2 separate regions of the Homo sapiens genome follow, and region 1 is linked to region 2. The links are chromatin loops, found by intact Hi-C in ENCODE. Cell type or tissue: Caco-2. All regions are shown on one strand. Each heading gives the region's core, and the rest is flanking DNA. Links, peaks and the distances in the headings are about the cores only. Region 1 overlaps FAR2 (fatty acyl-CoA reductase 2). Region 2 holds the start of FAR2-AS1 (FAR2 antisense RNA 1).

Evidence for each region. Peaks named below come from ENCODE experiments on the same cell type or tissue, not always from the same donor. Only the 100,000 strongest peaks of a DNase experiment are listed, where the experiment ranks them.
Region 1: it touches region 2 in a loop (12-fold over the local background); 2 of 110 quality-filtered maps call a loop at or near these places.

What each region holds. Positions count from the first base shown.
Region 1 is chr12:29,205,987-29,208,907 of GRCh38, forward strand. All of the region lies in intron 1 of FAR2 (fatty acyl-CoA reductase 2), which reads left to right. Among named protein-coding and RNA genes, the nearest start is that of FAR2, 58 kb to the left of the region's middle. In Caco-2, for the core only: no CTCF peak of the experiment used is centred there; no DNase peak of the experiment used is centred there.
Region 2 is chr12:29,316,425-29,319,345 of GRCh38, forward strand. It overlaps FAR2 (fatty acyl-CoA reductase 2), which reads left to right. Exons shown (of 12, transcript NM_001271783.2): 9 at 417-588. FAR2-AS1 (FAR2 antisense RNA 1) reads right to left here and starts at 1,424. Exons shown (of 7, transcript NR_103860.1): 1 at 1,284-1,424. In Caco-2, for the core only: a CTCF peak has its summit at 1,556; a DNase peak (open chromatin) is centred at 1,547.

The DNA of each region.
Region 1 (2,921 bases), core at 88-2,587, 110 kb before region 2:
TAGAAGCATAATAAAGATGCAATTTATTAAATAGTGTTTCCCTTTCATTTACTCTCAGATACTCACTAGTCATTGCTGGGAAGCATATTCAGCCAGTGAGAATGGTTCTATACCACTTATTTGTCTGACTTGTTTCCCAAGGGAATGGATGAGGACCACCCAAAGATCCAGCAGTCCTCACCCTTGTGCAGAATTGAACCAAGCAGCTTGTCTTTCATCAGGTTTTGCATATTGGATCACAGTGACTTCTATTGCCTATTGAACTTTTTCAGATTGTTGCAACATTCCTTCGAGATTTGGTACCAGGAGCAATTAAGCCAGTATATTCCAAAGGTGACGCCAGAGTTTACCTGATACAAATACTTGGCTCATCTGTGCTAAGACTGATTGAGAAAATGTACTGAAATGTTCCAGATGCTGGCATATATTTAACCTGGCACAAGGCCTCAGACCCTGAGAGCCCTGCCCCATGGTACCACAGGGCACACAACTTTCCCACAAAGTTCATCTGTGGCTGTCATGGATAAAATAATGGTTTGGCTTTGCTTTAGTGCCTCTGGCCCCTTTCAGGCAATCAAAAATATTTATTGACCCCTAACTAAATGGAAGGCACAGTGGGACTCAATTCTCACAATTTCTGCCTCTAATTGGGGAATTAAGACACACAGACATTTAAGGAAGGGAAAGAATAGGCTAAGTGTTAAATAGGAATAAAAGAAGATGATAATATGAAATGACATAAGGCAGTTCATGTTTACTTGCCAAAGGACTGATGTAACTACAGTGGGCTTGGTGGAGAGAGACACACCTGGCATCCCAGAGTAGCGTGGGCAGGCATCAGGGATGAAGTCAGATTTGGTGTGAGCATCGGATAGGTCAGTGATTCTCAACCCACCCTGGACATAAGGGCCATCTGGAAAGATTTCAAAAAATGCCAAATAGGATGCCACCAGCCGGGCACAGAAGAGGAGTGGGAATGTCTGAAGAAGGACATAAAGGTTTCAGCAAACAAGCTTTGGTCTGCCAACCAAAGCTTGTTTGGTTGTAGGAGAAAGTTGGTGTGAGAGAAAAAAAGAGAGAAGGCAGAAAAGTCAGGTTGCATCTGACTCTTAAATGGTCTTGCATACCAGGCCAAGGAATTTGGAAACGTATTTGACAATCTTTCTTCTGTTGAGGACAATGGAGTAAATTTAGCCACAACGCCTGACTTTTTCAGCTGGAGAAATATTTGCTTTCCTCCGTATCATGTATTTCCTCACTTCCCACTCTGGCCCCCTGCTTAGAAACTTCGGTTTAACAGGAAATAAGTGTAGACACATGCTAATACTTCACCAGTTCCTCATTCTCTCAAATACAGGATCCTGGCTGATACTATGGGAATGTGATTCAGAAAGTACAAGTACTATGTAGAATTCCCCTGAGTAGTAGCCAGGAGGGGTCACCAAGAGGCAGCAAATTTAGTCTCTCCAACAAGGTAAAGCAGGCCACCCTGGGTTCTCATCCCATTTACAAGGACAAAGGGAGTCGGCACTATCACCTCCAGAATTACGGATGCTTTCACTACAGTTTCCATTTACTTGCTACTATGGTTTGTTCTCGTTTCTCTGATTTTTTTTTCTCTTTTTCCCTTTTTTGAAGAATGGACCTGGGTAAAGTTATGATCATATTATGGCTAATATTGGGCTGAAACAGACTGGATGGATGGATGGATAGATAGACAGATGATACATAGGGATAGATTATTTGTGAAGAGGACTGCCTAACTAAAAGGAAATATTTCAGCTTACAGCTGGCACTTTATAAGACTCTTTGCAGATAAAATTCTGTTAGACCTTTAAAGAAAATAAATTTCACACTACTGTCCTAATGCAGGAACTTGAACACAGCACATTAACTGTAAGTCTTTGCTTATTCATATGGTGAGACTTATTTAGGCCAGGCATGGTGGCTCACACCTGTGGTCCCAGCATTTTGGGAGGCCAGGACAGGAGGATTACTTGGGTCCAGAAGCTCAAGCCCAGCCTAGTCAACAGACCGAGATCCCCATCCCTATGAAATATGTTTTAAAAACTTATATAAAATAGTATTTCAAGTCAGTTTGTGTATTAGTATTAAAAGAAGTGTGTTGCTTTGCAGCTGACTAGAAGCTCAGCATTTCCTAGCTGGGCAAGAGCTTTGAGCATGATTGCAGCATCTCTGCAGAAAAACTACATTCTAAAAGCAACGGAAATCCTCCTGCTGCCCTTCTTCCTCTGAACTGAAGTTTAAAGACCATGGGCACTGCTGGTGACCTCCACAGAGTGTTTCAGTTCCTACCCTCTACTCCCACTCAGCATCACTGAACAGACACAGGCTAGACAGGGCAGTCTGCAGCCCAGACTGTGGTGAGGTGGGAACTGCAGTCCTACTACTTGGTCCATTGAAAGAGGAGGCCAAGAGGCAGAAAATGTTCCCTCTTAATTTTACCGTGTAACCTTTCTTAAGGTGTGGCATGCAACTATGTAATGATCACAATTGTTATATTGTTTATACATCATTTATATTTCTATCATCAGATTTTACTCAAAGGTTTACTGTGGTTGGCTTCACAAGAAGTGTAATTCTGCGTTATTCAGGTATCAGGAAGTGTTTATTAAAACTCTGGTCTTGAGCTGAGTGCCAGAGAGAAAAAAAAAATGCCCACCTGTTGGCCAGTCTAGCTCTGGAGACAAAATTATAAAATATGAGCTAATTAGAGAGTAAATGAATGCTAAAGTGAGAGATGTTTACAACAGCTGCAGGACACATTCTGAAAAGGAAATCATTGTGTGCACTGGAGTGTTTATCTGAAACCTAGAATTGGACTAATGAGTAGGATTTTATTTCTTAGTAGTGCGGGGAAAATGAGCAAAATCATGGGAGAATGTTCCAATGGCAAAATG
Region 2 (2,921 bases), core at 236-2,735:
ATAAAATGTTAAGAAACTTTCTAAATGGTTCTGAAAGTAATGGTCCAGCCAGGGAAATAAGGTCTCTCGCCTCTGTCTTGGGGCTTTCAGAATAGACTGGATGACCTTAGAATTAAAGGCAGATTCATGTTTTTCTGAACAGTACCTCCTTGTATTGACAAGTGTTTCCCCAATAGTTTGTTTTACAGTAAATGCTTCAACTAAAGAATCCAATTATTAACCCATTCACACTGTTTCAGTTTGCAGATAACCATTTGCCCAGCACAAAAATCTTTATATTGTTCTCAGAAATTGATTCTTGACTCTACACAGCAAATCCTTCGTCTTTATTGTTTTGACCCATTACAAATGCTTTCCACTATGATGGACTTATATTCTCCTTTTCTCCTCTAGCACTTACTTTCTTTTTTCCCCAGGAGTCCAAGTCTTGGCAACCTTTGAAAAAATCCCATTTGAGAGACCTTTCAGGAGGCCAAATGCTAATTTTACCAGCAACAGCTTCACATCACAGTACTGGAATGCGGTCAGCCACCGGGCCCCTGCCATTATCTATGACTGCTATCTGCGGCTCACTGGAAGGAAGCCCAGGTGAGAAGCTGAGTCAATGGCTTTGAGAGTGTCACTGCATGGGAGATTAAGGCCCCAAAATCTTTAGTGCTTCCTTCAGCCGAGGATTAAAGGAGACAACTGAATCTTACCCATATATACAGATTGAACACACCTAATCTGAAAATCCAAAATCTGAAATTCTCCAAAATCCAAAACGTTTTGAGTGCTGACATGATGCCACAAGTGGAAAATTCCACATACCTTACCTCATGTGATGGGTCACAGTCAAAAGACATTCAAAACTGTTTCATACATAAAATTATTTAAAATATTATGTAAGATTACCTTCAGGCTCTGTGTATATGGCTAAGTGTGTATGAAACAGAAATGAATTTTGTGTTTAGACATGGGTCCCATCCCCAAGATAGCTCATTACATATATGCAAATATTCCAAAATCTGAAAACAATCAAAACCCAAAACACTTCTGGCCCAAGTATTTCACATAAAGGATACTCGACCTGTATAAGTTTTGAACAAAGCAGTCATAGTGAGAAGCCACAAAAGACATTAAAAATGTTCCAGCACAATAAAGGAAGGTAAATGTTAAAGAGGTTGATGAATTCAGCAAGTAATCATTCATGCGAAAAGAAAAGCAATTGAGACTCTGTCACTAGGGTTTTCTGAATAGGTAGATAATCTTAAATATACAATAATGATGACAACCTCACTTACTGAGAGTTTACTGTGGCACTCGTGGGGCTAAGGCTGATGCATGATGATCCCATTTTCATTGTCACAGCTACCCAAGGAAGATGTCCTCATCATCCCAATTTTACAAATGGGGAAATAGAAGCTAAGGAAAGAATCTGAATTAGTCTCAAAGGAAGTGACAGGAAGGATGTGGAGAAAGCCGAGTCTCAAAGTCAGTATTCGGAACCAGATTTACTGCCACCTAGAGATGAGTGAAGAAATTAGAGGGAACACAGTGTGCTGATGCTAAGGCAGCTGTCACCACCTAGCTGTGTGACACAGGACATACGCCTTTATCTGTCTCGCTTGAATAATATTATGTGTCAGAGGAGTCATTGTTATAATTGCCTAAGGCAATTCTCGTGATCAAGAATCAGAAGTATGAACAGTATTGCCTTCTGTGCTAGCCCCTTTATAAGGGAGGAAGTCTTCTTCAGCGTGTTTGTCATCTTTATTAGCAGTGCAAATGACTAAAACTTAGCCAATGTAGAGTTTATCTAAATTTTTAAAGACCTCATTTGGAGCTCATAACTCAGTTCTTGAGCAAGGTGAAAAGGAAACATTGTGATTATGGGGAAAATATTTGTATGGGGCTTATTAAATAAAGACAGGAAAAGAAGAAAACCCAAATATTGTAGGCAGAAATGCTAAAGGTTTTAAAATATATCAGGATTGGAAGAGGGCCTGCATAAAGAACAAAGTTCAGTTAGGAAAAAAGAGAAACACAGAAGGAAGAGACACAATAAAAATCTATATGTATCTTGTGAGAAGTCAAACAGTAATATTTGTGGGAAATGGGTTGGTTTGTTGTGTGGTATGTATTTTAGCAATAATCTTTATGGCAGAAAAAGCTGAAATCCTTCTAGACCCTTTCCTGCTCCAGGTGTGCTTGTGTATACTCTCCTATGCTTTTACATCCATATATGGACGTACATAGTTTGCTTTGCAGTAGGGGGGTATGTGTGTATATAAATCAATTGTACATATTTTACAACTTTTTCCACTAATTTTCCATGAAAATCTAAGTCATTCTGCCCGGTGTTGTCTTTTTTTTCTACTGCAAATAGGGCAATGAATATCAGTGTGCATGCCTCTTTGTAGAATGTGCCTGTGTCAGGAGAGGATGCTGAGGAGGGAGACTGCTGGATTGAAGAGTATGTGGAGTTTGTGACTAGTGCCAGGTGACCCTCCCTAAGGAAGAGACTGTCAATTGGCACTACCACAACAGTGTATGAAGGGTACAAAAGTCTTTTTTTTTTCTTTTTCTTTTTTCTTTTTTTTTTGAGATGGAGTCTTGCTTTGTCACCTAGGCTAGAGTGCAGTGGCGAGATCTCAGCGCACTGCAACCTCTGCCTCCTGGGTTCAAGCGATTCTCCTGCCTCAGCCTCTCGAGTAGCTGGGATTACAGGCGCCCGCCACTGTGCCTGGCTAATTTTTGTATTTTTAGCAGAGATGGGGTTTCACGATCTTGACCAGGCTGGTCTCGAACTCCTGACCTCAAGCAAGTCACCCGCCTCGGCCTCCCAAAGTGCTGGGATTACAGGCATGAGCCACCGCGCCCGGCCAAGGGGTACAAAACAGTATGTCTTACCCTCTTAATGGGGGTAAGAATACTTTGTA